Linked DNA regions of Mus musculus: regions 1, 2 and 3 are each linked to region 4. The links are chromatin loops, found by intact Hi-C in ENCODE. Cell type or tissue: heart. All regions are shown on one strand. Region 1 holds the start of 4932412D23Rik (RIKEN cDNA 4932412D23 gene). Region 2 overlaps Zbtb20 (zinc finger and BTB domain containing 20). Region 3 overlaps 4932412D23Rik (RIKEN cDNA 4932412D23 gene). Region 4 overlaps Zbtb20 (zinc finger and BTB domain containing 20).

What was found. Hi-C counts contacts between places; a loop is a spot of excess contacts. Peaks named below come from ENCODE experiments on the same cell type or tissue, not always from the same donor. Only the 100,000 strongest peaks of a DNase experiment are listed, where the experiment ranks them.
Region 1: it touches region 4 in a loop (2.6-fold over the local background); 2 of 42 quality-filtered maps call a loop at or near these places.
Region 2: it touches region 4 in a loop (4-fold over the local background); 7 of 42 quality-filtered maps call a loop at or near these places.
Region 3: a loop joins it to region 4, with 2.9 times the contacts of the local background. A loop is called at or near these places in 8 of 42 quality-filtered maps.

Annotation. Positions count from the first base shown.
Region 1 is chr16:42,871,649-42,879,648 of GRCm38, forward strand. It overlaps 4932412D23Rik (RIKEN cDNA 4932412D23 gene), which reads right to left and starts at 3,939. Exons shown (of 4, transcript NR_040521.1): 1 at 3,784-3,939. It also overlaps a transcript of Zbtb20 not described here. In heart, CTCF peaks have their summits at 3,477 and 4,783; DNase peaks (open chromatin) are centred at 2,983, 3,833, 4,003, 4,503 and 1 weaker place; H3K4me3 peaks cover 2,893 bases; H3K27ac peaks cover 3,574 bases.
Region 2 is chr16:43,462,730-43,470,729 of GRCm38, forward strand. Zbtb20 (zinc finger and BTB domain containing 20) reads left to right here. Exons shown (of 11, transcript NM_001285805.1): 5 at 218-257. Among named protein-coding and RNA genes, the nearest start is that of Gm15713, 47 kb to the left of the region's middle. In heart, a CTCF peak has its summit at 3,572; DNase peaks (open chromatin) are centred at 442, 1,442, 2,112 and 4,152.
Region 3 is chr16:42,832,081-42,840,080 of GRCm38, forward strand. The region is part of intron 1 of 4932412D23Rik (RIKEN cDNA 4932412D23 gene); the gene reads right to left. Among named protein-coding and RNA genes, the nearest start is that of 4932412D23Rik, 40 kb to the right of the region's middle. In heart, a CTCF peak has its summit at 4,041 (motif pointing right); no DNase peak of the experiment used is centred here.
Region 4 is chr16:43,570,141-43,578,140 of GRCm38, forward strand. Zbtb20 (zinc finger and BTB domain containing 20) reads left to right here. Exons shown (of 11, transcript NM_001285805.1): 7 at 1,594-1,651; 8 at 6,890-7,053; 9 at 7,421-7,608. The coding sequence starts at 7,043. Among named protein-coding and RNA genes, the nearest start is that of Mir568, 67 kb to the right of the region's middle. In heart, CTCF peaks have their summits at 2,264 (motif pointing right) and 4,094 (motif pointing left); DNase peaks (open chromatin) are centred at 3,581, 4,051, 5,131, 7,511 and 4 weaker places; H3K4me3 peaks cover 754 bases; H3K27ac peaks cover 5,357 bases.

The DNA of each region.
Region 1 (8,000 bases), 700 kb before region 4:
TTCCAAGTGAACAAAGAGCTCTCCCTACATCCACTTGTGCATTTCCAATATAACTATCAATTATATTCTCCACCTACTATCCATAAAGTACCCAAAGTTAATTTTTATGTATTATTTAGAGATCAGTTCTGATTTATCTAATACCATTCACTAAAACAGGCCCCTCACTCATGATCTCTGTTACCAATCTGTAATTTTAACAACATGCCATTTATGTGGGACCCTGTTTCTGGTATTCCCCCCAGCCCCAGTAAATGTAATCAGTATACTACACAATACACACATACACACAATACACACACAAACACACATACACACACACACACACACACACACACACACACACACACATCCCTTATTCCTCTTCTCCAGGGATCACATTCTGGAGTCAAGTACATTATATCCTAATTATGTGAAGTTTTGTTGGAAACTGCTTATGGTTTTGGTATGACTCTTCAGCTTACAACAAAGCTTTGAGCAGAACAAAGAGCAGGCATTGGAAGGAGAATCTGAGGATAGAGCAAAACAGGCTAAGCGCCTGCGACTCCCGGGAAGAAGTATTATAAAGGGCTTCAGACTTTTACCACATTGTGGGTTTCGTGGTTCAAGAAAATTTTATATAATGTTTCCAGGGGCCGGGGAACTTGATTCACATCTGGGGTGCATGTGTGTTAACAAGTGTCCTCCTTAAGTTGCTTTGTGAATGACTCATCTAACCTTAATGCTTTGCATATTGTCCTGACAAATTTTGCTGTCTAGTTCAATTTTATGCCACTAGGAGAGGAAGATTTTTATTTTCCTATTTTCTTATTGCTGTTAATGTGTTTTTGTTATCAGTGAGCTCATGTATAGAAAAGCAGGCCTGTTCTTTAAAGGGTAAAACTATTAAGTGATGTGTATCATATACAGGGTTGTAAGTTCCCTAATGGATCTTCTAAATACCAATATTACGTCGGCAATAAGAGTATAGCCATCCCAGAGAATAATTGTTTTTAGGCAAAAGTGGGTTTATGGATTCAAGAAGTTCCAAAGCCTTTCGCTATGCTGGACATTTATTGCTTTCTCCTGTGGGCTTCTTTTGAATACTTACTGGTCACTGAGGTTTTCTCAATTGTCTCTCAGATGTAAATATTTTATATTTTCTGATATACTACAGGATTTTATATATCACATCACTCAGACTTTCTCTACTTCACCTAGTGGTGCCGTTAATTATGCTACATGGTATATAGTTATGTTATATATGACCTCATATATTATGCTGCAGCTATGTAGTGCCCTCATAGAATCTAAGTCCCATGAGAGTAGTAACTGATTTATTTTTTCATTCAACATAGTGATAATTTCAGTGTATTCCGATTTTTCTAATTCCTTTGGAAGGTGGTGTTTTATATACTCCCACGTCGTAAATGATGCAAACATGCACAGCAGAGTAATTTGTTTCTTTTCTTTAAGAAGCAGAGAACTCTGGAGGAAAAAAAAAAAAAGCCAAATCCAGTCTTAGTTTTGGTATTTTTGTCTCCATTTAAAATTTTTAATTAGTGTGAAGAATATATACTTATGCTTGTTGAGTGAATGAAGAAATAGACTACTGGAAAGAGGCAAACAGATTGTGATTCGATGACTAAAAGACATTTTTATAAACCTTTTCTAGGCAACTGCTAATCTTTTATTTTTGATCAACTTTTTTTTTCTTTAATTTCTTAACCTTTTTGGACACAATTTAAAAATGTTTATTCATTCATTTAATTTTGTGTTTGTGTAGGTACATGATGCAAGTTTAGAGGTTAGAGGAAAACTTGGGGCAGTTGGTCCTTCCCTTCTACCAGGTGGGTTATGGGGAATCAAACTCAGATCACCAGGCCTGGCATCATCCCCTTCACCCACTGAACTGCCGCACCAGCTCACCAACAGGCACTCTCCAGTTCTCTTAAATGGTAAGGAGCAAATATCTCATGCCCCACAATTAGGGCATTCTTAATACATGTCTGGGGTGTCTCTGTCTGGGAGAAACAAAAACCCACAGTAGTCAGGGTAGCCATGCAATGTAAACATGAACACTGAGATATTCCTTAGAGCTCAACGCCTTTTAACAGCAGAATTGGACAGTAAAAAATACAGGTAGTAACACCCAAGGCCTCACCTTGTCACTGTTATATATTTTACATAGTTGCCCTTATGATTCCTCATCATAATCCTCACATTTACAAAACACTGCAAAGTATCTTTAAAAATTTATGAGAAATGATAAGAATTTGAAGTAGTCATTTCTTCTTAAAGTTATGGGGTTAAGTAGTTGCCCACTTTTGTTAAATTTTACTTAATTTTCTCACGTGAAGCTGATTGTTCTGCACAGACTATTTCCTGTAAAACTTTTACTTAGAGTTTATACACAAATTTAAATCCACACTCGGTAGCACTTTTTACTTTGAACATCCTTCAGTTCTCTTATATTTTAAGCAATTTCTAGATTCTGATAGCCACACCCATAATCTTCAGAAAGGCCCTAATGTACTAATGAAGTCAAGGCCTTGTGCTATTTTTTTTTTTTAAGTCAGGGCTAATTTTGTTTTGCTTATGGTCTGCCAGACTTCTACTTAGTCAAAGCAAACATTTGGTGTTCAAAGTATTTAGTGTGTGTCAAGGAAACCTACGTGAAATCCAGGCTTAAACTTACTTCAAGTCTACCAGAATCTATTTTTCAAGTCTATAATCTATAAGATTATTTTCTGTATTAATAACCAATACTACAAATACAGTTTCTTTGTATGGTTGGTGTTTCTGACAAATCCCTTTCGTGACAAATTAAGCTCCTTAAAAAGTATTAGTTCTTATTTTGGCAGGAATTCTTTTTCTTTGTAGAGTGAAAAGCCATTCTTTTTTCCATCTTAGTCCTTTTAAGGAATTCTTTTCAGGAATCTATCCTTGGCTTCCTGCTGGCCTCAGGCCTCACCCCCTTCCTCCTCCACCCCGCCCTTGCCTGACCAGTATTTGTTAGAATTTGGCTCTGGGGAGTACTATGCTGAGTGACAAATGGATGAAGATGAAGGTTTTATTGAAGCATCTGAACTGCATTTAATTTTCCGTGTTGCTTTATTCCTTCTAGCTCCCAGGATATTGAATTTTGTGGGCTTCAGTTGGGTCGTCAGTACTTCAGGCGTTTAGTAATAAGAAACATAATCTGCTTTTTCCGGTAGGATAATAAATCCTCATTGATATTAAGGGCGGCTCTCTGCAGACGGTTTTACACGGTATTTTTCTGTAGAAACACATTCCCTGGGAGTCCTAAAACTGCTCCCGCCTCTCTGTCTCCCTGGGCCTCAGGTCGCCTCCCGCCCAGCGGTCCCTCCCACCGCCAGGATCCTGCTCGCTAGGACATCCACTGCCCGTGACCACGACACCCCTCCTCCCTGCACTGAACCCCTTCCCTCCCCTCCCCCTCTGGGCGAGCCAGACAGCGGGTAACCGCCGCCTCCGCTGGGGCATCCCGGCTCCATAGGCGGCGCGCGGCAGACACCTGCTTCTCACTGGCCGCCGCCGCTGCCCCTCACCCCGCAGTCCCCGCGACAATTGGCCCCGGGCCGCCGCCCGTCATCCTCTAGCCCCTCTTGGAGTCCCGCCTCTATCCTCGGGTCATTTAAGTTTATCACAAATAAATAAATAAAGGAGGAAATAGAAATGCGTAGAAAGTAAAAGCAGTCAGGAGGGGGCGGGGACGTGGATGAAAAGGAGGGTGGGGAAGTGGAGGAGTAAACAACCAAACTTGATCGTGCCTATACTGACCAATCACCGATCACTACAGTCCGGTCTGACGGCCTCTGTCGACCAATAGTTTCCCAGCTCTTGGATCACTGAATAACCAGAGACAGCTGGCCTCTCTACACAGGGCGCTGGTGGGCGGGAAGAGTTGAGAACATTGACCAATAGACTGTTAAAACTGCTCTGAGTGAAGTTTCCGCTCACCAGTTGATGCTTGAGATAGCGGATTGGGTGTCTCCTAGGCCAATCAAAGATGACAGAGATGAGAGAAGGGGCAGTTAGGGGAGGAGCCGCGGAGGGGAGGAGGAAGAGTGCATTTTGTTTATGGGCGGCAACCTCACGAGGGCTGTCCAAACGCTATTGGTCAGCTGAAGCAGCGAGTGGCATGCGAGCCGCCCAATAGTAGGACAAGGTAGAGGTTCGCGGCTTCGGGCGCCCAATGTGGGCCTTCTGCCGAAGAAGTAGGGGCGGGGGGAAGTTTAGGAGTTGAGGAAAGAAGATTAAAGAGCGCGAGGAGGTAACGCCAAAAACTCTAATTTGTTGTGGGGCGGGCGGGAGGGAGGGGTGTGTGCGTGCGGAGCGCGGCCGGGCGTCTACGAGTCGCGGGGAGTCGGGGGTGACGGGCCGCCGAGGAGGGGGCGGGGTGGGGCCGTGGCGCGAGTTCCGAGCCGCAGCCCGGGGCTTCTGCCCCGCCCCGCCCCGCGCGCCCTCCCGCCGCCCCTCCTCGCGCCCGCCCGGCGGCCTCGCGCGACCCTGCGGGGAGGGTCCGCCGCTGGCCCGGGCGGGGCGTCCGGTCGTTGCCACTGCGTCTAGTCTCTCCTCCCCGCTTCTGGAGTCGCGGCTTCCCAGAAGAGGAGCTGAGGGGCACCGGCCGGGGCTCCGGAGCTGTTGGCGGCGCCGGCTCCCGCCCCTCTCCTCTCCCTCCCTCCGCCCTCCCAGTCGCTTTCCTCCCGCGCAGAGAACTGGCTTCGGAGAACCCGGGCTTGGGCGCGTAGCCCAGCCTGCCTTGCTCTCACCCGTAGACAGGGGGGCTTGGCAAGGATTGAACCCTGTCCTCCTCTCTTTAGCCTTTGGGCCCCTTCCGAAACATTAAAAAAAAAAAAAAAAGTTAACGCTCTCTCATACCTTGAGACATAAAACAAAACAAAACAAAATAACAAAACCTACCCCATCCCCAAATACAGGAGTATGGTTTTGAAGTTCATTCAAATGTGGTCCTCTAATTGTTTTAATGCTTTTCCCTGTGTGGGGGGCTCTCAGTGTCCCCCTTCAGCCCCTCCCCTTCCTAAGGATGCAGAAGAGGCAGGAGGCAGGGATTTCGTAAAAGTTGTATTGATAAACACACTTGCACAAGCATATGCTAGGCACACACACAGACTATAAACATTAGCGAAAAACACAATATGGCGTACAGCTACGCTACCTAGCTCGGTAATCTGATGATCTCTTACTCCGAACCGGGTCAAATCAGGTCTGAAGAAGCAAGACAGTTCTCCAGCAGAAATCTGAATGGCATGGGAAAACATTTGGAAGCCTGCACCTGATGGTATAGTCCTCAGAATCATTGGCCCAGATTTAAGTTGAACATGTTACCTTTTTAGACAGTGAAATTTACTATTTTTTAAACACACACACACACACACACACACACACACACACACACCAGAATGTTACTAAAGTGGACTTTTCTCACTTTGGTATTTTCTGCTATAAAAAATTTCAGCGTATACAGTGATTTCAAGTGAACAGTGTTCCAAGTTACTGCTGCAACTTGTTGCCATTGAAAAACTTAGAACATCCAAATACTAGTTTATGGAAAAATAGTGTGAGCTCTCAATTCAAGGAATCAATGGCTAGTTAACGCTCTCACAGGATTTACTGGGATTCCTGGTTTAGCTTCTTGTCTCAAGGACATTTTTCTATATTGTGGGAATAGACCCCAACCCTCTGACCCTCTCCACAAATGACTATGTCAGGATCTGACTACGTTTTGTATTTTTGCGTTACAGTTAGGTTTGACTTGACTTCTAGGGAAAGTAGATGAAACAAACCAACAAACAACTCGCTTATTCTCTCAGATCCTTGCTCGTTAGAATTCCTAATAAATCGTCAGAGTGCCCACGCAGGTAGGACATGGTGGTACTCCAGCATCTCTTGAATCCTCCCAAGAAACTTGGTTTTAGAATTGTTGAAGAACCACAGATGGTTCTGTTCAGTTGCTCTAGTGTAAAAGCCTAAGATTGGGGTTCTGAATTCCATTGAATTCCATTTGCAGAACTTTGTGTCTGAGGTCAAACGGTGCTGAAATAAACCTGTGAGGAGAAGAAATTGGAGTTTTCTGGAAGTCTCTGAGCTGCCCAGAGAGTGAGGCAATCAGGCATTGGGGCTTTGATTCAGGTCTTAGATGACAGAAGTACAAGCATTTCAGCTATGAAGAGCAGGTTGACAGGTATACCCCCACCAGGCTCCAGAGCAATAATGCCTTTTCCTGATGACCTTCTAGTGTTTATTAGGTTAGAAAAAAAAGCTTAAAAATGATTAAATTTTATCCATGTTCTGGAAGCTGTCTTTGTTTGTCTGCCTAGGTAGGCCAGCATTTTGGGATTCTCACTATACCAAGATCCTGAGTTTATTGACTAGGTAATGAGGCAAAGAGTATGTTTTTTACTTGAGGGCAATGCTGGGGGTGGGTGTTTAGATCGGTTAGATATGGTGTTGACTCTGACACCTAGTTAGGTGGCAAGGCTTTGGGACATATAGCGTACTCCTGTTTGCCTGTATGACTTTGACTGATTGATAAAGGAAAAAGATAGAAGAGCAAAGCCTTTTCAAGTGAGTTGTTTTTGTGTCATTTCTGCAGATTTTCAGAAGACTTTTGAGACAAACTAAGCTTCCCAGATAAAAGCCTAGACTGAATAACTAGGCCATTTAAAAGAGCAATAAAAGCTACAACTAAATTCCTGTAAATGATTTACAACATAAATGAATTTTAAATTATTTCAGATATGGAAGGGAAGTTTTATTTTCTGAAATAGTCATGGCAACATCACCAGCAGTTCTGGATACTTGGGATGGAACAGTGACGCGAGGGGGAAATTGTTGGTCTCTGTGGAGCTTAAGTCATTAGGTAATGGACTTTGTCTACTCCTCATTGCTAAGAGATTATTATTTTTTAATTAAACAATCCAGCAGCTTTCGTGTTTTACAAACTAGATTTTAAAGAAGTTACCAAGTTTGAAGGTATAGAATGTGTTTATGATTACAAGACAATCTGAAAACTTTTATTTAAATAATTTATACTCTTTGTTTTTGTGAAATGTTTTCATAAAATTTCAGAAAAATCATTGATACATAGGGGCTTTAAATTCTTATTTTTATCATATGTTTGGAATAAATAAAATGATGCTTTACAGTAAAATCTTGTGTTTTCACATTAACTGTAAAATTTCTATGTGGCATTGTCCTACTAGCAAAACTGATAAACCCATTAGCTCACTAACACACGTTAATTTTTGTGTAGGATTTACTTTAGGAATTTACCCGAAAAATCAAGTATCTCAAATTTCCCCAGTTTTAGTTTTAAAAGGAAAAATGAAAGTTGTGACTAACTCGCAGGTGACATTAAAGAGTAGAAAGAAGACTGGAAAACAAATAAACAAACTAACTTTGTTTTTAACCCTTTCTTTTCAAACTCCAAAATCACTTGATTGACATTGCTCTGGTTTAAAAAACCTTTATGATGCAGGAATACTATAGGAAAATTTTTAGCATTATTTTAGCCATTTTGTCTATAAGAAAAAAAAAATCTAGGTTGTAACAGAAGGAAACTTGGTGCCTGGTTCAGTGAGTACTGTATGTCATTGAATTTTAAGTGTGTGGCTTCAAGTGGTGAGGACCTCACCTTCTTAGCAGTTGGTTGCTAGCTCCCAAATGACAAGTTCTGATTTTCAGTATTTTGCTCTGTCAGTTATGAGTCTGGTTTTGTTATTGATATATAAATTTACTCCTTACAGGAGATAGCTTTTATTATACAGAGCCCACCACATTCTCTGCTGTTGAGTGTTTGGCTTTTCAGGCCTACCTTAAATCTCTGAGTTAGTACATATTTTAATCAACCTTTTCCAAAAAGGGGACATACTGCATTTAGAGTACCTCGTGGTTCATATACAGAGATCCCTGCATAGGAAGGCTCAAATCAGAAGAGTGAGGGAAAAATAGAGACTTTTAATCTACCAGAATAG
Region 2 (8,000 bases), 110 kb before region 4:
CAGGAAAGGTCTGGGTCCTTTTTGTACAGGAATACACTGGCCTCCATCATAGCAAGGCTACAGCTCTTGAAACTTGCTGAAGTTGGACATTAATGATTTTGTGGCTACAGGTGACAAAGTGTGGGAGCAGTGAGTCCCATCAGGAATCTCAAGGTTTTGTGGTCCACCCCTGCATTAGATTTTGTGTCTAATTCTTTGTCTTTTCTTTCATTTTCAGTCCCTTGACCACCAGTCTGTTGCCTGTTGCTGCTCTTCATGTGAGTAAAAGTGGCTTCTTTGCCTTTAAAAAAAAAAAGAAGTAGTAGATTTGGGGAAAAAAAACTCTGGGTTTTGGTGTCCTATTTCCTGGTTGACTTTACTGTGGTGTCTAGCATCCATGTTTAGCGCCTTTTCCTGCTTGGAGCCAAGTCGGGTAGTATACTGCTGAGCTGCCCTGTGTGAGGGAGCCAGCAGCCCAGCCATTGTCCTCTGAAAAGACTGCCCTTTCCCTTGCTGCAGCTGCTATTTGCAAAAGTCGCTGCTCTTCTGAACTGAAGCTTACAGTCCACAGCCAGATCTCAGCAACAGTTGGGCTTTGCTCCTCTGTCAATCAATGAGCAATTATTTATTCTTCCGTTATTCACTCGTCCCTAGGTCCAACCATTTTTAATTTTAACTTCTAGATCAGAGCTTTCATTTATTGACAAAATTTATAATATCCTTTTACCAAGAAGTACAAGCCTGAAAAGTAAATAGGCTAAAAATTTGTGCAAAATTATAAAGTCTAGGAAGAAAAATAAAAGAAATCCAGGATTCACATGTGCCTGCAAGTTTATAGAATGCGCCATTTCTTTTCAGAGAAGACAGGAAGTTTTTTAGGGGAATAAAAAGAAGAAATGGAGAAACAAAACTTGATTTAAAATGAAAAAGAGAACATTTATTATTTAAAGACCAAACCTGCCTGCACTGAGCAGATTTGGATAAATATTACTTTGGACTGCTTTTAGGAGATTCTGGGGCAATGAAATCAAATGATCAAGTCACTACCAAGAGGCACCACCTAGGAAATCCTACAGAGACAGGCAGTCATCTCAGATAATAGCTAAGTAACCGTGACCGTGGGTATCCTGCTCATTGCATCTCCCTTTGTCCCTCGATCACATTGCCACCTCCCCGTCTGTGGTGGTTCCTGTGCTGCAGTGGTCTGCACCAAATGACGAGGTCTCTGATTTCACATCTATGTGGCTTTCACTATCAGTCCTAGAAGCCTGCAGCAGACATATTTAATACAGGAGAATGCAGGGAAAGATGCTAAGGCTAAAGTCAAATGTGACATTTTATCTGACATAGGAAGGAGGCTGGTTAGACTCCTCAAGGAATGGTGCTGTGTTATACAACAGGGCCAGGTCCTACCTGGCCCTAAGCCATCTCATTCCCTGTTCATTCTCAGTGGTGATACAGCCGGTCAGCTAATGCTTTGGATGATGTTGGTGTGCATGCTCATCGTTACCACTGTGTCTTCCTACCCTTCCCTTCCCCTTCGTTACCTAGCACTGCATATTTCTAGTCCTCTGACTGGCAAATCATTTTGTAACAGCTCTTTTGTGTAAAAACAGTTCGCATAATAGCTCAGTGTTAGACAAGGCATTAATCCTCACATCACCAAGATGAGTCAGCACGATGAACTCCTGCCCGCCTAGCTCAGCTATTATGACGTCAGTGCTTTGGGGCAAGCATGAGACACAAACCGTATAGGAGACCTGTGTCACCTAGTAGAAATCAAGTCGGGAGGCCTCTAATTGAAAGTCCGTGTGGGCCTCATAGGAAATTGTGAAGCTAATTCTGTGCTACATCAGCAGAGCAGTTTCTGGACTTTTTTTTTTTTTTTAGCAGAGTAAGGCTGGGAAAAGAAAACCGTGTCACAAGCTGATAGTCCATTCATGTACTCATGACCTTGTCCTACCCCAAGCCAGGCTTCATGCTTGCTTGCTTGACTTGTTAGAAATCCTCAAGTTGCCTTTATGCCAGCAGGATGACGGAGCCAGTAACAGTCCCGTGTCCTCAAGTGCTCCCATGGACAGCAGCTGATGGCTCCAGGGTGCTGCTCTAGAGGCCCCTCAGCAGCAAAGGAACAGTTCCTTGGGAACAAACCAGAGCATTATCCCCAGGGCCTCTCCTTCCCAAGCGCCTCCTCAATGACCTCCTCGGGACAGGTGCAAGACTCAGCCTGTTTGACCTTCTGTCCTTGGCACTGCATGCAATGTCCGCATCTGGAATTGACCCAGATTTAAATAGGAGTTGAATAGCTGCCACGATTTCCTGCAAGAGTTTTCTGTCCCATTATTCTTCGGCAGAAACAGAAAGGAAAACTCCACAATCTACCACGCTGCCTCAAAGCAGATGACACAGACTAGCCCTGTTTGGGGAGCCCAGTTCTTGTCAGCAAGGCTTCTCTGAAATTCAGACCCAGATATGTTCTCTTGCCAGTCCTTTACAATATTAAAAGTTAATCATCAGAAGGTGGTAATGTATTCCATTACTGACATTCTGTATTAAAAAGATGCTACATCACAGCCTCCATCCTGCCCTGCCCCATCTAACTCTCACCCAAGCCAGTCACCAACCCCTGTGATAACCCAGAAAATGCCTCAGTGCTGGGATTTTCCACTTTCATTAGAGTGCTAGTAGTCTCTTACCATGCTTCTAAGAGCTATGGCTACTGCTTGGCTTGGTTTTGATTAATTATGCACAGTTCTTTATTTAGTTTTCAGTCAACAAACGTTTATAGAAAGCCTGTAACAGTGCTTAGTTCTGGGAACTCCAAGATAAATGAGAAATGCCACCTTTCATTAAGAATGGCACAGTCTGGGGTTGAGAGAACAGCTCAAGCTGGAACACTTGTAGCTCAGTGAAGTGGAGCGGGAGTGCAGGCCTGGGCTTGCCCCACAGCAATGCAGAAAAAAAAAAGAAAGAAGCCCTCAGTGTTCTAGGGACGATGACCATGTGCAAAGGCTGTTTTGTGACCAGCACTGGAATTCAGGTATCTCCAAATGCTTACCCATAGAGAAGGTTCAAGCTGGCTCAGAAAGTGAAAATAGTGACTAGGGGTTTACCAAGTGGGCACAGGAGGAGAGAGAGAAAGGGGTTTGTTGTTAGAGAAAACAAGAGCATTTAAAAGTGAGAAGGCACCAAGTAACCGCCAGGTCTAGCTACTGAGTTCTCGAGTGTGCTAGCATGTGATAGACAGGAGTCAAGTCAAAGGGGCCTCTGATGCCAAGCAAAGGAGTTTAGACTTGATCGTACACCCCTGAAGATAGTTTAAAGAAACCTAAGGCAATTGCTTAAGACTTGAACTGTGCAGTGAGTGAACTGTGCAGTGAGTGGAGATGAGATGTCATTTCAGAGTGCTGACTCAGGCATTAACATTTGTGTAACTCAAGCATATCTTTGCCTTGCCCTTTAGGAGAAAGGCTGATGTTACCGTGGTTGCCAAACTTAAAGCCAAACCCATCCTTATGGGAGTTCCACTGAAGGCCTCAGTCTAGCATCACACTGAGCTGCTGCCTGCTAGCCTTGAGATGTACAGGGTTCTTCTGCCCACAGGGGGCATGGGATAGCTAGGAGAGAGAATATGAGAGACAAAAGCACTTTTAAATAATGGCTCTCTAAAGTCAATCAATTCCCGATTTCCTGTCATTTTTCCATTGCTGCCTTTTTCTAAGCAAAATTTCCAAGCCATTGAACTGAATTGAAACTTATGCACAGCCGGGTGTTGAAACAATTCAGTATATTCATTCCTTCTCTCTGAATTAGAGTTCACCATAAGTGTGCTTTTCTCTCGTTCACTCTGGGCTGCCAGGACAATTTTAAAGGAGAATTTCAGCAGCTTGTGTCTCACGTACCATGTTCTCTTTGCAAACTGGAGTATCTGCGTGGGTGTGTTTAAGTTGTCTCTATACTGCTTTCTAGAAAGGTTTGAGAAGATGCACACGATGAAGAGTAGGGACCTATTACAAACCCAGATCCCCCAGTGACCTGAGTGCAGAACGTAGGCTGGTGATCAGATGGTCAATTATGTGTTTGTCAAAACACAGTGGGCTGCATTCCAGACTGCCAGCTTTGGAGGCCCAGCTTCTGCCAACCAAATGTCATCTGGGAACATGCAACACTGGGCACTGTGAAGGAGTTTGAAATAGACCATGCCACAGCCAACCTACTGCCAGTCTTATAGCACCAATATGGCATGCACAGCCGGGCCCCATGTTTCAGAGCTCAGGAATTCACTGTACTCCATTCAAGGGGTCAGATGGGTTCATGTTTTCAAAGCCTATGTTCTCTGATTTGAACACTGTGACTTGTTCCTCAGCAATTTCCAAGGGATTTTTCCAGTCACATCTCTGTGGAAACCTCTCGCTCTGTGATGCTTATGAGAGCCTTGTGAAATGTCCCAGAGGAGAGAGGGTAAAAACAAACCTGCTCTCACAATGACGGACTCTTTAAGGGATTCCAGCTCTAAGGAAATTACATTAAAGGTGCATAGCTTTTAAAATATCAGGAACCACCTTGGCAACTTATAAAAAGCAGAAGGGCTTTGCCTATTTTATAAAGTGATTTGCATATACCTGCATAAATAATGTCCCCACCTGTACTTTTATGCATTTAGGTTGAATAAATTAAATTCAGTGATCTTTAAAGTATTCTGTGTCTTTCATTGCTCAGATACCATTTTCAAGACCCTTCCTCTTCACCCCACCCCCAGCCCTGAGATTGTAGTGGCTATTTGTTTTTTAATCTTTTGGCTAATTCTGAGAACTAAAGTACACTGCACATCAGTCTACAACAACCAGAAACATTATCTTCCGCTGCTTGAATTTCTCTTTTCCTTTCGATCATTGGGCCAAGTATTACTTTTTTTTTTCCACAAGAGTAAATGGAAGAGTATACCATTAATGTGAAAGCATAGCCCAGGGAAGGATTCATACACAGTCCAGAGATATTAGCCTTATAGTATTTTCATATTAACCTTTTCTTTCCTTTCTTTCCTTCTCCTGTTCCTTGGCTCCCATGCTGTTTCTCTGTCTCTGAACACGGTCTTAGTATGTAGTACTAGGCTGCCATAATTGGATTCATCTTTGCTTGCCTTGGTCATTGATAAGTTCATTCAGAAACCGCCTGTCTACCAACTCTATCAGTTATAACCTGGGCCTTTATGCCAAAGCCTGGTCAACAGACCAGCCATAACCGCATTCATCCTACAAGATATTAAGCATGTGCCGTTGTTTGAGACTAATCATGTTTAGTGGAGTTAAAATACATAGTTTTTGTGCTTGCTTGTACTAAGGAAACTTAAGGTTGAGTTGAGAAAAGAAATTAAACTGTTGAGTGATTTTTATATGCACATAAGACAATAAATGACTAAATTCCAAATGGAATGATATAAATTCAGAAAGTACTATAGGTTTTATTCTCAAAATTGAGCCTTATCAGCTGAAATTTTTCATGTAAAATACAGTTCAGCTCGATATTGAAAAGTGAGTAAAATGTAAAAAGAAAAAAGTAAGATTATGATATTTGAAGCAAAAACATAATCTGGGTGTTGGGGTCTTGAAGTGGTTCTTAAGTAGCACTGGCCTTCCTCGGTCAAGATCTAAGACTTGATCTTAGAAGAAAAGGAAAATAAAAAGCCTGAGAGATAACCCTCTACCTACATCAGTAGAGCAAGCTTGGCTGCCTACATTCAATCCCAGAATCCACATACAGCCACAGGAACAGAACCTCCTCCAAACAGTTGTCCTCTGACACACACACACACACACACACACACACACACACACACACACAGACACACACACACACGCACACACACACAGACACACACACACACACACACACACACACACACGGACATATCATATACACATGCACAATAGAATTTCAAACAATAAAAATGATAACTGAGAAAATAATTTTATAACTCTTGGTTGGAAGGTGTAACATAGTGGTAAAGTCAGAAAGAGCTCTGTGACTCTCATGCCTTCGTTCTAAACTTAAAAAAAAAGATGTAAGAAGATAAGAACAACACCTTGCCAGGTCACTAATTTCTTTAGTCTTGAGTAGGAAAGAAGGAAGAAAGATACTACAATCCTGCCCATACACGGTTTGATAGTCCCATTGGTCCTGGTTTGAGATGCAAACCAAGGACTATCTTATCAACAGGATGACTAATCTCTGTGGGGCAGAATAAGAAATAAGGTAAGAAAGAGGCAAGACAGGATTAGAAAACTGATTTGGAAACTAGGTATACAAAAGGTACATTCTTACTAACCCCAAGTTCCACAGCCTGGAAATCAACAGCGTGAAGAAGTACATAAGATAAAGATCTGAGCCTGGAGCCAGTAGGACAAGCAAAGTTCCACTTGTCAAATGGGACACCCGTGGGGTCACAATCGGGAGCTCTACTGTTTGTCTAAGATCTATATTTTGAGGGCTTTTCGGAGTCTCCACATTGCTTCAGTTAGAACTTGAAAGAAGTAAGCAAAAATGAAGTTGATTAAGTAAAACCTATTGGAAGAAAAATACAATTTTTGTATCTCTGCCTAAACTAATTATAGCAGTATTTACTGAATCACTGCCTTGCTTCAGAAAAGTACACTATTAAGATATGCTCTTACTATAATTGTACAAATGAGGAAACTGAGATTTACCAAGTTTGATTAATTTTTCCACAAATACTTAATAAGTGTTAGAGATAGAACTTGAATTGGGACCATCTGTTCTTAAAATCCAAGGCCAAAATTCATTCAACACAGGCAAGTGTCTCCTAATGTTACAGAGATAATGGTGAAGAAAATAGACATTGTCACTCCTGGACCTTATAATCTAAGGGATATAGAGTGGATAATAATGAAATGGTCAGACAAAGAACACACACTTTCAATCTTACTATCATGCGAGAGAAGCACCGGATGCTCTAAGAGCAGCATCTAAATGAGAATAGAAATTTCCAGAATCCTTTCTGAGGAAGTGGCATTTGATCTAGTATCCGGAAATATAAAGCAAGAGGTGAGGTTGGGTACTAGGAAAAGAGTCCAGGCAGGGGGAGAAACATATTTAAAGGCCCTAAATAGAGTTGGAAGAAGAGAGTGAAGAAAACAACCCAATCTGCAAATGGAAATATACCCAGGGCCTGATAATTGTAGGTCCTTTGTAGCCGCCATGTTAAAGATTTTGATTCTCTTTTTTTTTTTTTAAGGACATTTGGAAAACAAACTAAAGAAAGAATATGTTATAATTCTTTTATTTTAGAAAGATATGGGACGTTTATCATAAGAATTGGGAATACAGTCATGTAATAAACAGTGTATATAGCTATTTTATTGGTAGTTCTTCGAAACAGTACAGTTACCTTCAGTGGGTAAGTTCTTAAACAAACTGTTGCACATACATATCATGAGATACATTCATCACTAAAAAGAAATGAGCAACTTGAATAAATTTCAAGGATATTTTACTGAATAAAAACTAAAATGGCCAATGTCGAGATAGCAAACTATTATCTATATGCAGCACTCTTGTACTGACAACATTATACTGCTAGAGAACAAAGTTGTGGTTCATGGAGTCAGAAAAAGGAATAGAGGTGGATGTGGTCATGGCTATAAAAGAAGTATGAAGGCGTTTGCAATAGATGAGAGGTACCAGCTCAAGGTCATCAGTATGTGGTGGTAGAAGATGCTGTTGGAATGAATAAAAAATGTCCAAATGCGGGTCTTGATTGAGAAGCCAAAAATGAAAACATAAGCAACTTTTACTGTTACCTGGGGAGAGAATCAAACCAGTAAAGTGCACAGGGGTAAGGAAGAGCCAAAAGAGTTGTAGGAAACCAGGAAACATGAGGGCAGAAGGCAAGGGAAGAGTGTTTCCTGAGAGAAGAGGGAAGGGCAAGGTTGAAACCCGTGCATTCAGTGAATCTGGTTGTAGATTACTGTTGACCTTAGCAAAACCTACTTGTTTGGAGTGGT
Region 3 (8,000 bases), 740 kb before region 4:
CCTTGTCTAGTCCCTGATTTTAGTGGGATTGCTTCCAGCTTCTCACCATTTACCTTGATGTTGGCTACTTGTTTGCTGTAGATTGTTTTTATCATGGTTAGGTATGGACATTGAATTCCTGATCTTTCTAAGACTTTTATCATGAATGGGTGTTGGATCTTGTCAAATGCTTTCTCCGCATCTAATGAGATCATCATGTGGTTTTTGTCTTTGAGTTTGTTTATATAATGAATTACATTGATGGATTTCCATATATTAAACCATCCCTGCATCCTTGGAATAAAACCTACTTGGTCAGGATGGATGATTGCTTTAATGTGTTCTTGGATTCGGTTAGCGAGAATTTTATTGAGTATTTTTGCATCGATATTCATAAGGGAAATTGGTCTGAAGTTCTCTATCTTTGTTTGGTCTTTCTGTCGTTTAGGTATCAGAGTAATTGTGGCTTCATAAAATGAGTTGGGTAGAGTACCTTCTACTTCTATTTTGTGGAATAGTTTGTGCAGGACTGGAATTAGATCTTCTTTGAAGGTCTGGTAGAAATCTGCACTAAAGCCATATGGTCCTGGGCTTTTTTTGGCTGGGAGACTATTAATGACTGCTTCTATTTCTTTAGGGAATATGGGACTGTTTAGATCATTAACTTGATCGTGATTTAACTTTGGTACCTGGTATCTGTCTAGAAATTTGTCCATTTCGTCCAGGTTTTCCAGTTTTGTTGAGTATAGCCTTTTGTAGAAGGATCTGATGGTGTTTTGGATTTCTTCAGGATCTGTTGTTATGTCTCCCTTTTCATTTCTCTTTTTGTTAATTAGGATTCTGTCCCTGTGCCCTCTAGTGAGTCTAGCTAAGGGTTTATCTATCTTGTTGATTTTCTCAAAGAACCAACTCCTCGTTTGGTTAATTCTTTGAATAGTTCTTCTTGTTTCCACTTGGTTGATTTCACCCCTGAGTTTGATAATTTCCTGCTGTCTACTCCTCTTAGGTGAATTTTCTTCCTTTTTTTCTAGAGCTTTTAGATGTGTTGTCAAACTGCTAGTGTGTGTTCTCTCCAGTTTCTTCTTGGAGGCACTCAGAGCTATGAGTTCCCTTCTTAGAAATGCTTTCATTGTGTCCCATAGGTTTGGGTATGTTGTGGCTTCATTTTCATTAAACTCTAAAAAGTCTTTAATTTCCTTTTTTATTCCTTCCTTGACCAAGGTATCATTGAGAAGAGTGTTGTTCAGTTTCCACATGAATGTTGGCTTCACATATTTATGTTGTTATTGAAGATCAGCCTTAGTCCATGATGATCTGATAGGATGCATGGGGCAATTTCAATATTTTTGTATATGTTGAGGCCTGTTTTGTGACCAATTATATGGTCAATTTTGGAGAAGGTATCATGAGGTGCTGAGAAGAAGGTATATCCATTTTTTTAGGATAAAATGTTCTGTAGATATCTGTTAAGTCCATTTGTTTCATAAGTTCTGTTGGTTTCACTGTGTCCTTGTTTAGTTTGTTTCCACGATCTGTCCATTGATGAAAGTGGTGTGTTGAAGTCTCCCACTATTATTGTGTGAGGTGCAATGTGTGCTTTGAGCTTTACGAAAGTGTCTTTAATGAATGTGGCTGCCCTTGCATTTGGAGCATAGATATTCAGAATTTAGAGTTCCTCTTGGAGGATTTTACCTTTGATGAGTATGAAGTGTCCCTCCTTGTCCTTTTTGATAACTTTGGGTTGGAATTTGATTTTATTCGATATTAGAATGGCTCCTCCAGTTTGTTTCTTCAGACGATTTGCTTGGAAAATTGTTTTCCAGCCTTTCACTCTGAGGTAGTGTCTGTCTTTTTCCCTGAGATGGGTTTCCTGTAAGCAGCAGAATGTTGGGTCCTGTTTGTGTAGCCAGTCTGTTAGTCTATGTCTTTTTATTGGGGATTTGAGTCCATTGATATTAAGAGATATTAAGTTAAAGTGATTGTTGTTTCCTTTTATTTTTGTTGTTAGAGTTGGCATTCTGTTCTTGTGTCTGTCTTCTTTTTGATTTGTTGAGGGATTACTTTCTTGCTTTTTCTAGGGCGTGATTTCTGTCCTTGTATTGGTTTTTTTCTGTTATTATCCTTTGAAGGGCTGGATTCATGGAAAGATAATGTGTGAATTTGGTTTTGTCGTGGAATACTTTAGTTTCTCCATCTATGGTAATTGAGAGTTTGGCCGGGTATAGTAGCCTGGGCTGGAATTTGTGTTCTCTTAGTGTCTGTATAACATCTGTCCAGGCTCTTCTGGCTTTCATAGTCTCTGGTGAAAAGTCTGGTGTAATTCTGATAGGCCTTCCTTTATATGTTACTTGACCTTTCTCCCTTACTGCTTTTAATATTCTATCTTTGTTTAGTGCATTTGTTGTTCTGATTATTATGTGTCTGGAGGAATTTCTTTTCTGGTCCAGTCTATTTGGAGTTCTGTAGGCTTCTTGTATGTTCATGGGCACGTCATTCTTTAGGTTCGGGAAGTTTTCTTCTATAATTTTGTTGAAGATATTTGCTGGCCCTTTAATTTGAAAATCTTCATTCTCATCCACTCCTATTATCTGTAGGTTTGGTCTTCTCATCGTGCCCTTGATTTCCTGGATGTTTTGATTTAGGATCTTTTTGTGTTTTGTATTTTCTTTGATTGTTGTGCCGATGTTCTCTATGGAATCTTCTGCACCTGAGATTCTCTCTTCCATCTCTTGTATTCTGTTGCTGATGCTTGCATCTATGGTTCCAGATTTCTTCCCTAGGATTTCTATCCCCAGCGTTGCCTCACTTTGGGTTTTCTTTATTGTGTCTACTTCCCTTTTTATGTCTTGGATGGTTTTATTCAATTCCATCACCTGTTTGTTCGTGTTTTCCTGCAATTATTTAAGGAGTTTTTGTGTTTCCTCTTTAAGGTCTTCTAACTGTTTAGCTCTGTTCTGCTGTATTTCTTTAAGTGAGTTATTAAAATCTTTCTTGATGTCCTCTACCATCATCATGAGATATGCTTTTAAATCCGGGTCTTGCTTTTCAGGTGTGTTGGGGTGCCCAGGACTAGGTGGGGCGGGAGTGCTGCATTCTGATGATGGTGAGTGGTCTTGATTTCTGTTAGGATTCTGACGTTTGCCTTTCGCCATCTGGTAATCTCTGAAGGTAGTTGTTATAGTTGTCTCTGGTTAGAGCTTGTTCCTCAGGTGACTCTGTTAGCCTCTATCAGCAGACCTGGGAGATTAGCTCTCTCCTTAGCTTCAGTGGTCAGAGTATTCTCTGCAGGCAAGCTCTCTTCTTGCAGGGAAGATACCCAGATATCTGGTGTTCCAACCTCCCTCCTGGAAGAGGTTGTGTTCCACTCACCAGAGGTCTTAAGATTCCGTGGAGGGACCTGTGAGGACCTTGGGGATGTCCGGAAACTCTGCGCGCAAGGAACCCCGGTGCTGGAGTGGACCAGAAGGGACTTATGCCCCTGATCAGGCCTGGTTATCTGTTTCCCTAGTTAATGCAGTTTGAGGTCCTGTGCGATTGGATTGGAGCAGATGCTGTGTTCCACTCACCAGAGGTCTTAGGATTCGGAGGGGGATCCTGGTGGGTCCTTGCGGGTGTCCAGAGACTCTGTAGGCAAGGCACCCCAGTGCTGGGGAGGACCGGAAGGGATTTGTGCCCCTGATCAGGCTGGGTTAGCTGCTTCCCTAGTTAATGCAGTCTCAGGTCCCGCGATTGGATTGGAGCAGACGCTGTGTTCCACTCACCAGAGGTCTTAGGATCCCGAGGGGGATCCTGTGTGCGTCCTTGCGGGTGTCCGGAGACTCCGCAGGCAAGGCATCCCGGTGCTGGAGTGGACCGGAAGGGACTTGTGCCTCTGATCAGGCCGGGTTATCTGCTTCCCTAGTTAATGCCGGATTATTCTTTCTTTAAAATTGCTGTTTTTTAAAAAACAAATGGACCGCATACTTGTCTTTTTTATTATTTAAAGTTCCAAAATTATCATTTCTGTTAAACCAGACAATCTTTTAAATGTAGATTTTATGTTAGAGTAATTTTTTATTTCTGCCAGCAGGTGGAACCCTTTAGATTTATTTTGTCTCAGTGCAAGATAAACGAACTCTCTGTGATCCATTTTCATTTATAAGAATAGTTTTATTTAATGTTTGTTTCTGAAATACGATGAGTACATAAGAATAGTCAACATATATTCCCTACAAAATTTCATCATTAGTGAAACTCCCACTAATATATTTAATTGAACTTCAATTTCACAGACACTTCATCAAATTGCACTGGTCAAAGTGTAAATTCTCAAGATATTCTTTGTATCTCCAATGGTAAGGAAACACATAACCTAAAGGATCCTCCATTCTATAGAATAAGGGTTTGCAAATATTTTATGTAGTCAATTAGTAAATGTTTACATTCTATGAGACTTACTGTGTTTATCAAAACTATCTATTACTATGATGGTTCAAAAACACACAGATAATATGTGGGCAGGTTTAGTCTTTGGACTCTGGTATTTATCTTACCCCTGCTCTTGGCCAGAACGTCCTGAACTTGCTTGTGAATCTGAATCAACAGGATATTTTAAATTTCAGATAGTGCAGTCAGTTCTCCAGAGCATGTGATTAGGCAGGTCTCTGAAAGGACTTGAAGATATGTATCACTAGTAAGTTTCTAAGTGGTGCTGATGTTGTTGGTTCCAGGTACAGATTTTACCCTGGAAACCATACTCTAGGCCATATCATCATTTCTGCAGCTATTTGTTTGTTTATTATCTTTGTGTGTATAGTGTGTGTGTGTGTGTGTGCTCATGCGTGTGTGTATGCTTGTGTGAGTGTCTGAGTCTGTGGATATGTGCCACATAAGTATTGGTATTCAGAAGGGAGCATTGGACTCTCTGAAAGTGGAGTTACAGGTGGTTTTGAACTACCTGATGTGGGTACTGAGAATGGAAGCCAGGACCTCTGGAAGAGCAGCAAGTTCTTGGAATGACTGAGTCATCTCTCCTGGCCTCTGTTGGTTTATTTCTAAAATAGTCTTTAAACAGGTAGAACAGATATCATAACATGAACTTGCAATATTTTCTAAAGAGACAATTTGTGAAGTAATAGATTGGGTCAATGGGAAGTAAGACTTTATATTGTGACATACACGGTTCAATTATCACCATCTATTAGAGTAGTATTTTTTTTTTCATTAAGAATGATGCTATAGAAAATACCTCTTGAAGAGGCTCACAGGCTGAAAATGTGTTGACATTAGTATGAGAAGGTGAGAAAAGAATCACCCACCACTGCTTTCATCCTGACAAAATCCCTATATTTTAATGCATGTTTTTTACATAGCTAAAATCATATTTCACATTTAACTTTAAAATACAGTTTCTTAAGTATAGTGATCAGAATTGCTACTCTTGTAATTAAATACTATTTGTAAACATCACATTTAATAGATACGTAATTTCCATTACATATAGGTATATTTTAGCAACTGTTCGTACCCCATCCATAATTCTTGGATATTTCTGTCTCGGTGTTTATTAGAAATAATCTTTCAATGAACATTTTGGTGCATAAATTTGTCTTTATGTGAGATTTCTTTCAAAACCCACAGAAACGTCAGTACTGATATGTTTAAGGTTCACATTGCATATTCAAGGTGTCTTGATTATAATCTTATCCTCAGTGCATCGGGGAACAGCTACACTACATCCTGTCTAGTACTAGCCATTTTCATTACTTTTCTTTGTTACACACACTTGTGGCTGGCTTAATTTTCTCAATTATTCCCTCTTTGTGTCCCACCCTCATACCCTCTTCCACTGCTTGTCCATTAGAGCTACTAAAGCAAAGTGTCATAAACTGGATAGCTTACAAACAGCAGAAGTTCCTCACAGTTCTGGAAGCTGAAGTTTAAAATCAAGCCACGGTTACGTTGTGGACTTAGAGGTGGGGAGGCTGCGTGTTGGTTTTTCAATGATGGCCAGGATCCCTTTTTATAAAGTTTCAAATACCATTCATGAGGCCTGTGACAATTGATTTTAACATCAACTTGCTACAAGACCTAATTATTTCAATAGAGAGCCTCAATTGAGGGACTATCCTGACTACCTTAACTGATGTGAAAAGGCACACCCCAAATGTGTAGTGCACCTTCTAGAAGCAGCCCAGACTACAGGGCAAGGCAGATGGAGGATGTACTCATGGTCTTTCCTCTTGCCTTTGAGTTGATTTCCTCCGTTGTTGTAGCTGATTTCTCCGTTGATACCAGAAACAGCATCTCCAGGGTTCCACTGTGGACTGAAGAACAAAAGCTTCTAGAAACCCTACAGGTTCTCAGGGCCAGATTTGAACTGCTGAGTCACACATCCTCAGGGACTGGGCAACTACAGGGTTCATGGCTGTTCTGGTGTGAGACAGCTATTCCACAATGTTAAGTCTGATGGCTGAGGCACCCAGCCTTGAGACCGGAAGCAACAACTGGTTCTCAGCCACTCGAGTGTGAGACAACTGTTGTCATGTTTCAGAGTACAATGATTTAATAATTTTTTTATATATACTGTACACACACACACACACACACACACACACACACACATTCATCCTATCAGTCTGTTTCCTAGAACCATGACTAATTCCATACCATGGAGACTTATTTAAAATTCAATCTATAATACCATTGCATAAAGAATTAGGTTTCAACCTATGAATATCAGTAGGACACAAAATACTCAGATCACAATACTCATTCACTCTCTCTTATTCCCTTCAATCCCTTACACACACACACACACACACACACACACACACACACACACATGCACGTTCAAGATATTGCCATTACAATGGCAAGCATAGCATTATTTGAGGAGGTTTGGTATGTGGCAGAATACGCATGTGCACATCTACAAAGGTGGAGAGCAGTAGCCATTCCCAGGCTAAAGCTACATTTGAGAATGGTTAAGGCACAGAGGTCTCTAACCTCTTCTTTCCCTGCGTACAGCATGGCTTGAGTCAAGACATGAGTGCTGGGCTGAGACAAAACAGTATAAAGGTTGAATTCACATCTGTAAGAAACCACAGATGTGTGGCTGTCACTTTCATAGTCCTTGCCTCAGGAAAATTCTCCAAAAGATCATGGTGGAGATAGAAGCATTATGAACATCTGCTCCATTTGGCTTTGAACTGTTTTTGGTGACTGGTTCTTCTTCACCTGTCTTGGTTTGGATTGGAGTTTATTTATGGACAAGTCTATAGCTCTCCCCTTACAGAATTTTTCTCCCTGATGTCTAGGGAAGATTATCTCACAGACTCACAAGTTCATCAGAGAAATGAAAATCCATCTTTCTTCATTAAAATTTATGATAGAGGAATGATGGGAATGAAACATCATTGACTACACTAAAATCAACATTGGTGTCCATAACAATAAATTTTAGAACTGGTTCTCTCTGCTTTGTACTTCCCACAAATTGTTTTTGGTCAAAAATCTGAGGAAAATGCATTATGGTACAAGGACAAAACAGCCCTGACCTAGGAAAATTCAACCAAAAGTGTCTCATCCAATGTGTTAGACCTTACATTCCATTATTCCCCAGTAGAAGCTAACACTATACTTGGGAGGCAGAGACAGGCAGATTTCTGAGTTTGAAGCCCGCCTGGTCCACAGAGTGAGTTCCAGGACAGCCAGGAATACACAGAGAAACCCTATCTCAAAACAAAACAAAGCAAAACAAAACAAAACAAAACAAAACAAAACAAAACAAAACAAAATAATCAAGCCAGTCTCCTCATTGTTCTTGAATCAAAAGCCATGCCCGTGTCTCATTGCACCGCCTCTCCTTCTTGGCTCCTGTGATTTCTGACCCCTAGAGTCACTTTTTAAAATACTTTCTCATAAAATCTAACTTTTTCAAGATCCAGTATAAACTTTAGACCCTAAAAGAAATGGCCTTTTTGGGGTTCTTGGGGGACTCAACTTAAAACAGCTGAACTCCAAGCTATCAGGCATTAGCT
Region 4 (8,000 bases):
TTTGTCATTTCATGTCACCCTGGTCAAATCTGGGAGCCAGCTTGGCTTGCCCGTGCCTACATGATCTCTGAAATGCATACCATGCTATTGCCTCCCTGCAAGGATAAGGAGCCAAGCCTTGCCTTTGGGACTCTGGCCCCTTCCACCATATTTCCAGCCCATCCTGCCAGCTCTGCTCTGTCCTCTGGATGCATGGCTCTGTGTAGCTGATTGGGTTCCTTGTACACTGGGCATTTATGTTTAAATACAGCCTTCACAGGAAAGTGTGCACAAATAAGATAGGGCAGGAGATTCAACATCCACAGGAAAATAATGAAAATTTATTAACTATATTGAAACTAATAGATGAATATATGCTTTTTTATACTAAGAAAGGCTAAAGATGTGAATTGTTTAGAAGCCATGCATACAAAATAATTACGCATGAAATCTCATTTTAATTGTACTTACAAGTTTTTCTGTACAGTATGAGGCATATAATGGGATAATGCTTTTTTTTTACTTAAGTCTCTGTTACTGGAAAACACTAAACATGGGAAGCTAATAATCTTCTTAGGTACCAGGTAGGACTTTTACATCCATAGTACCTACCTTTGTCTTTAGTTGTTCTAACATACCTCAAAACCAAAGAAATGAAGCTAGAATTTTGTTTTGCGTGTTTTTACCTATAATGTGTTTGGTGTCGTGGATGGTAGTTGCTGATAGCTGGCATATAGGTGATGGGCAGGCCTGGCTGGCCAAGACGGGCATGAAGGACAGTGAGGACTGCGGATTGATGGCATGAGAGGAGACCACACATTGCTTCTTCAGTGTAGTCACACAGAGAACTTACTTGCAGACTTTATCCTTACGTTCAAGTACAAGACGTGCACGCTTCTCACATCGGAATTTTCCTTCAGCACAGAGTAAAGCCTGTGTCAGCACTGCAGCACTGCTAGGGTAGCACGGTGTGTGTATTCTTCGCTGCTCCTACATTCTCGTGCTGCAGAGAACTCAGACCTAACAACTGGGGTCTAATCCTTCTTAGAAATTGCAAGGAAAGCTACAGTCACATGTTATTGTCACAGAAAAATATTTTGCCTTCTCCTGAGCTGCAGAGACAGGGCAGACTGAGTTACAACCCAATAGTCTCTGCTGTTCAGAAAACTGCTTCCTTACACACACAAAAGACATAATTCCTAAGGTGGGAAGGATATAAACATGAACTTTGAAGCAGTGTGTCCTTCCTGGGGCTGCGTGTGCTCTGTACCTGTTCTCGCCATTTGTGAGGTAATGATGAAGCAGTGCTGATTTGAACACATTACCTGTACACATGCGCAGGGCTGCCTGCTGACACTCACTGTTGTGATAATTAAATGAGATGGTGTATATATAGGGTCTGGCACGGCAGAGATGAGTATGTCTACTCAATCCACTGAGATGTACTGAGCGCTCAGTGGGTGTCACTATTCTGGGCACCGCGAAGTGTAGCAAAGAACACAAACAAAGCCTCACTTATTCAGTTTGCCGGCTCTATAAATGGCAAACAGACAAAATAGGTTCATGGAAGCTAACAGAGGACTGATCTGATTTTATTTTGCTTTTTCCTTCCAGAAAGTATAATTGAGAGGAACAGGGTGAAGGAAATGCAAATGCGAAAGGGAAGCAGTAGGTACGCTGACGAATCTTGCCACCCCATCTCCCATTCCCTGTCCTAATGCATGACCCAGCGACCTCTCGGGACTCCAGAGCCCATGCTCTCCAAGTCAGACTGTAAGACCCCACCCTAGGGCCATCCTGCTCCTTCAGAGAAGGTACCGCTCTTGCCTTCCAGTTTAACTGATTCAAAGATGAGATCAACAACTCTTCGTTGTCTCTCTCCCGTGTCTTCACCATGCTTTGAGCATCCCTTAGTCTCACCCACACCTCAGACATGGTCCCCTCCATTCAACTCCCTTCAGTTAAAACCTTTATATGTGCCATTTATTTCCTGCCAGGATCCTGACTATTGTGAGGGAGGAAAGACACTGAAAAAATATTTCAAATCAGCCCTGCCAAGAAGAAAGGGGGGAAAGATTGAGATAATAAAATGTTTTAATCATGAAAACATTTTAAACTAATGTTAGAATACTGGGCCATGTCTTGAAAGGCTGAATGGTAAGAAGGCGCGATAACCCAGAGTCCCGTAGGTGGTGTCCATGAATAGCCACAGTGTTGTTCAGGCTCATGGCCCGCCGCAGCTTGCTTGACCCTCAGCTCCAAGGGACTGTCCACACAGCTACAGCAATGACAGGCATGTGAACAGAAGGGGGCAGTTAACATTCCTTCTCCATTGATGGCAGTTAGCCCCTGAACCAGATATTCAAAATACTGCTAAGATGAAGATCTTACTTATATAGCTAACATGAACACCACAGGACTAATATTTTTCAAAAAGCCCCATTCTCCAGCACTTGGTTCTGGACCAGCACTGTGCTAAACACAACCTGGCTCGTCTCCTTTATTCTTAATCACAGCCCATAGCTGGAAGGCATTGCTGTTCCCATTTTACAGATAGGGAAGATAAGGCCTCAAAGATGCAAAATAACCTGCCTCGGGCACAAGGCTGCTAGCTAGTGGAGCTCAGTTTTCCTAAATTCCCCTCCCTAGGTGGGAGTGTCGGTGGCTTTTTCCTTCGTCCCTCTCCGTCTGTCCGCAGACACTCTACAGTTAAACAGCAGAGTAAGTAAGGAAATGGTTCCGACTCCAGAAAGGCCAAGAAAGGCATCACTGATCTCAATTATCTTGATCCCGCGACTGCGTAATTATTTATCAAAGGGAGGTTCTGACTAATTCTTTCCTCTCCAGCCAGGCTGATTAGTGGAAAGCATAATCTGCAGCAGAGGGTGGGAGCCCAGTGGAAGGAGAGAATTGGAGGAGAGAGGGAGAAAGATGGAAGAGAGCACTCGCCTCTCAACAGACCCTGGAGACTGATAAGAGCTCGCATGGATAAAATATTTATTTTTCCATATGTTGCAGAAAGCACTTCTGCCACTGTATGTGTGCAATATGTGCGAAGGAGTGTGAACTGTATACATCCAACACCACCGATCTGCCTTGTTCCCGTGCATTTAACAGGCTTAATACCTAACAGCGCATCCATATGTTTTAATGCATATTTCTCTGCAAAAACAATATGGTCTAGTTTGGGACGAGCCAGCAGCCTCCACAGCCTCACTCACTGCTATGTTTCAGCCCTCAACTTACTGCCGGGGCCAGCACAGGGAGAGTTAAAGACCAGAAGGTTCTGCCGGCCAGCTCAGCTGCCCTTCACCTTAAACGCCTTCCTGGTTCTTAAAGCAGCCTTTTTCTCATAACAAAAATGTTCACAGTGGGGAGATGAAAATGTTTTTGTTCTTTGGACAATTGGGACATGTTCAGTCAGAATGTCAGAACTGACCGTTGAAAGGCGGGTGCCTGCGGCCACACTTCTCTCTCTCTCTCTCTCTCTCTCTCTCTCTCTCTCTCTCTCTCTCTCTCTCTTTGAATGCAGAGCTGCACCAGTGTGGCGGGAGGAAGTGCACAATGATTGGCCTGTTTTTCTGTAGAAGTGTTCAGGGTACACCCAGTTTTGCTTTGCATATATTTGCGAAACATCTGCCCTTTTCTTGTTCTGAAGTCTCTCTCCCTCACGGCCCCTTTCTCCTCTCCCCCGGGTTTTTTCTTTGTTGTTGTTGTTGGCTTCTCTGACTTCTACGTAGAAGTTTTCATTTTCTGGTTGAGGGACAACCTCATCAGAGTGTATAGTTGAGAGAGAGAGAGAGAGAGAGAGAGAGAGAGAGAGAGAGAGAGAGAGACAGAGAGAGAGAGAGACAGAGAGAGAGACAGAGAGAGAGAGAGACAGAGAGAGAGAGACAGAGAGAGAGACAGAGAGAGAGAGAGAGAGAGAGAGAGAGAGAGAATATGAATATGCACAGCAGGCGGGGAGAGAACAAACTTGAAAGAGACTGAGAGGCCAGGCCAGAGAGAGCTTGGCACACCAGCCTTTGGCATGGTGACCAGGAGGAAGGTTCTGGTAGTTTAGGCTCTAAAATACTGCCTGGAGTCAGCCAGTGTGCTGCTGCCCTCTACAGGCGCCAGGGGATAGTGCAAACTACTTAGACTTGTACAGACATGTCCTCAGATGTGCCATGTTTATACAATCCCCTTTATGCAACCAAAGAAGGCATTTTCAGTTAATTACAAGAGAGTTTGCTCTTTCCTCCTTAATAAACCACAAACTGAAAAAAAAATTGGTCATAGAACAGCACCTGTGCATGTCAGACAGACTGCTGTTTTGTGTTAACGCTTCTTGGCTTCAGAAAAAGGAATCCCAGAGAATTATAAAAGAGGTTGGAATGGGAGAGGAAGTGCTCCAACGGACAGTGTGCAGGGCTCTGGTCTGTGACGTTGGAGCACTGCCGTGGTAAGAGGAGAAGTGAACTGGCAGGAAGCAAGGAAGGGAAGGGGCCAGGCAGGTTGGGTTTGAATGTGTTCTACTCGCTGAGGTGGCTACAATGTCCCTGGGCCATGGACAGCCACCAAAGGTGGTCCTGGACATAGGTGGGGCACAGAAAATCAGGCATGCATCAAACTCTAATTCAGGACAAGAAGTAAGGGCATAAGCCGTGCAATTTCTCCAGAGTTAGACCTCATGGGTGGCTTGGCAGTACACTGGTGCAAGAGTGTGCTCTTAATTCCATGAACCACATGTCAAAAGCTAGCTGAGGCCTTGTCTGTAAACATAGAGACCATTTTTTTTTCTGCTACATAATGATGGCCATTGGTGTTTTGTCCCTATATTTAGGTGACTTACAAGGACCAGCCACTCTTACTAAAGACTCTTCTTGTAATCAATGAAAAAGCAACCAATCCAGGTTGATTCCCCTGCCGCATAAAATGAGGAAGCTTAATTGAGATTCAAACTAGGACTGGTCTCCAAGTATATTTAAATTTCAGCTCTATTTAATTCTGTCAGCAAACAGTTCGCAAGTGGCTGCTGTGTATATGGTTCACAGTATGGAATTATGGAATAGGCAGTAACCCCAGGAGGACAGGACCAAGATTGCTCAGCCTCTGTGGCACATCACAGCCACTTAGTCTCTGTACCGAGAGTGTGGATGGGGGAGTGGGGGAGGGGAGCAGAAAGGCGGAGTAAAGAAAGGGATGAACACCAGAAATGGGACAACTGCTAAGACACTCCCCTTCCACAGAAAGCCCATTCTCTCTGAGAGCCAATAGCACGGAACTGTTAGTGAAATAAAGAGTTAGTGAGTAAGGCAGGAATCCTGCAACCACTGAGGGATCTCAGAGTGATGCAGAGAGGAGCCATCCTGTCTGAAAGAGGGGAGTCACAGCAGTCTAGCATAGAGACGGCATTTAATAAGTGTGAAGGAAGGTTCCTCTCATTTCATCGGCAGAGATGAGAAAAGGCAGTTCAAAGCAAGGACAGTAATGAGTAAAGGTAAAGAGCCAAGAGTGTACATTCCAGACCCCTGGGAATGATAAACGCACACCAAGGCAGCCAATACACATGGCCCATGAGATAAGGTAGGGCAGATAAGGAACTGTCCTCAGATTCCAGGCTGCCACGGTGCTGCGGGATCGAGTGACTGGAAAGCAGCAGAGCTAGGGTCTTGGAGGAAGGAGAATAAGTCAGCAGCGCAGTAGGGAAAGCATTGAGGCTGCCGTCTGCAGAGGGAGCAGGCTGGTGAAGACAGCTGGGCAAGCTGGCCACGGGGCAAGAGAAAAGTGAGCAAGGGGCTTCCAGCCGATGGCAGGCCCCAGTGGCAGAAACAGGCCCCTCAGAGGAAACACTGCTTCTCCAGGGGAAACAGACAGTGGGAGGGGGCAGTTAGACAGGGAAGACTTTGATTTTTAATCCTTTCTGAATCTGAAAGACCAGAAGAGCAGATCCTTGGGGGTCCTGATAGGCACAGGATTTGAGGGTTAGCCCCAGACCCCCATCAGCAATGAATAAGGCACTGCGGCTTGTTTCTGTTATGTTGGCTTTCTCCACACTGAGAAATATATCTGAAAGCCCCCAACTCCATCCTCATCTTTACCACGCTGTCTCTGCCTCATGCCCTCTGAAGAAACAGATTTGATTTCACAACCTGTTGGACTAAAAACACAGCATACTAATCATAACACCATATTCTGCGAGGGCAGATTTGACTACCCAGTACAACACATTTCAATACGAAATATTCTGTATACAAGTCCAAAGCCATGCTCATAGAAACAAGAACATGGAAACACAGCAATTTACAACAGATTATGTACCACACATAATCTATCCAAAAAAAGGGGGGGGACCCATACTCTATGGTAGCATAGTGATAGAAAAAGACACAAAGCCACAGAAACTGGGGACATGTTCAAGAAGGATCTCATCCCTTTTGGGGTGTCCATGCGCTACATAAATGCCGATTTGCTAGTTATCATTGATTGTCATGGAGAAAAGGATCCTGGGCTGACTGATAGCTGAACTATTTCACATTCTGTTCCTCACTAAATCACACCACCACCATTCTACTCCCTATCAGCAATCTCTTCCTCAGAAGGCACATAAATACCAGTCATGCTCCTAAACTCTGGGAGCCTATACTAAACCAAAGAGCATGGAGAATCTTAAGGCTGGGATGGAGAGAGAGAGGGAAGGGTATGTGTGAGACACCATTCATCTTTGCCTCTTAGAACCTACACCATCTTAATCGCTTTTCACTTCCTACTTTACAGTCACCTCTGCCACTACCCCTTCCTCTGGACAGCCTGCAGATGGAGACTAGGATTTGAAATTCTGTGTTGCTTTCACATAAAACTAATAGTAACAGATTTAAAGCTAGAAGGAGCGTGTAGGGCCTTCTAATCCAAGCCCTTTATTTTGCAGATGAGGAAACTGAAGCCCAGAGAAGTGAAGTGAGGTGCCCAAAGCCACACAGCAAGTTGCAGGCACAGCTAGTTCCGTAGCTCAAGTCTCCTGACTCCCAGTCCAGTGTTCTTCCCATTACTCCACGGGTCCTGTCTCTAAGCTTCCTGACAAATGCTAGAACGGTAAACCTCCACTAGTATTTTTCCAGACCATGTTAAAAATCTAAGGGGGGAAAGGATGCTTTCTTGGATAATGTCAGCCATACGTAGCTCAAGCTGTCTAAAGTTCTGGGACAGGGTCTTTTTATACAGCCAACAGAGTCCAAATGTGGTGCTGTTTGCTTGGCCCATATGCTTTCGTGTGTTCCCAGTTAGGCCATTACTGGAGGGAAAAAAACAAGAATCAGCTTGTTTTAAAACAAGGGACATACTGGACTCCCTCCCATCCCCCTTCAGAAAAAAAAAATCAAGTTATCTTTAACAGATTCTAAAAATGCCTTTTCCCAAATATGCAGTCAGTTCCTTCAAAGGGCCCTTTGTTTATTCTCAGGAAGAAACCCAAGACAGCTGAAAACCAGAAGGCATCTGAGGAGAATGAGATTACTCAGCCGGGCGGATCCAGCGCCAAGCCGGCCCTTCCCTGCCTGAACTTTGAAGCTGTTTTGTCTCCAGCCCCAGCCCTCATCCACTCGACACATTCACTGACAAACTCTCACGCTCACACCGGGTCATCTGATTGTGAGTACCGCAGTGAGGTGATGGTGTCTTCCCAAAGCTTGGCGCCGTGCTTCCCCCCCACCCCCCCACCCCAGGGTTCTGGCTGTTTTGCATTCAGAGCAAGCTGTTTCCATTTGGTCTTCCAAAGTAGCCAAAAGTAGCATGCCACCATTTTGATCCAACCAGCATCTATATATTTTCAAAGCCAGAGAATATTTTAAAGCCAGGTAACCAGCCACTTGGCCTCCGATTGGTGATTAATTGCATGTGACCCTGTTCTCTTTTGAGACATTAACTCAAGAAAAGAAGTGATATGCCACTTCCTGGTGTTCTAGCTCTCGGTAACAGCACTTCGACCAACCGTTACTAAGTAGAATAACCAAATATGGACCTCAGAAGGCCAGTGAGACACA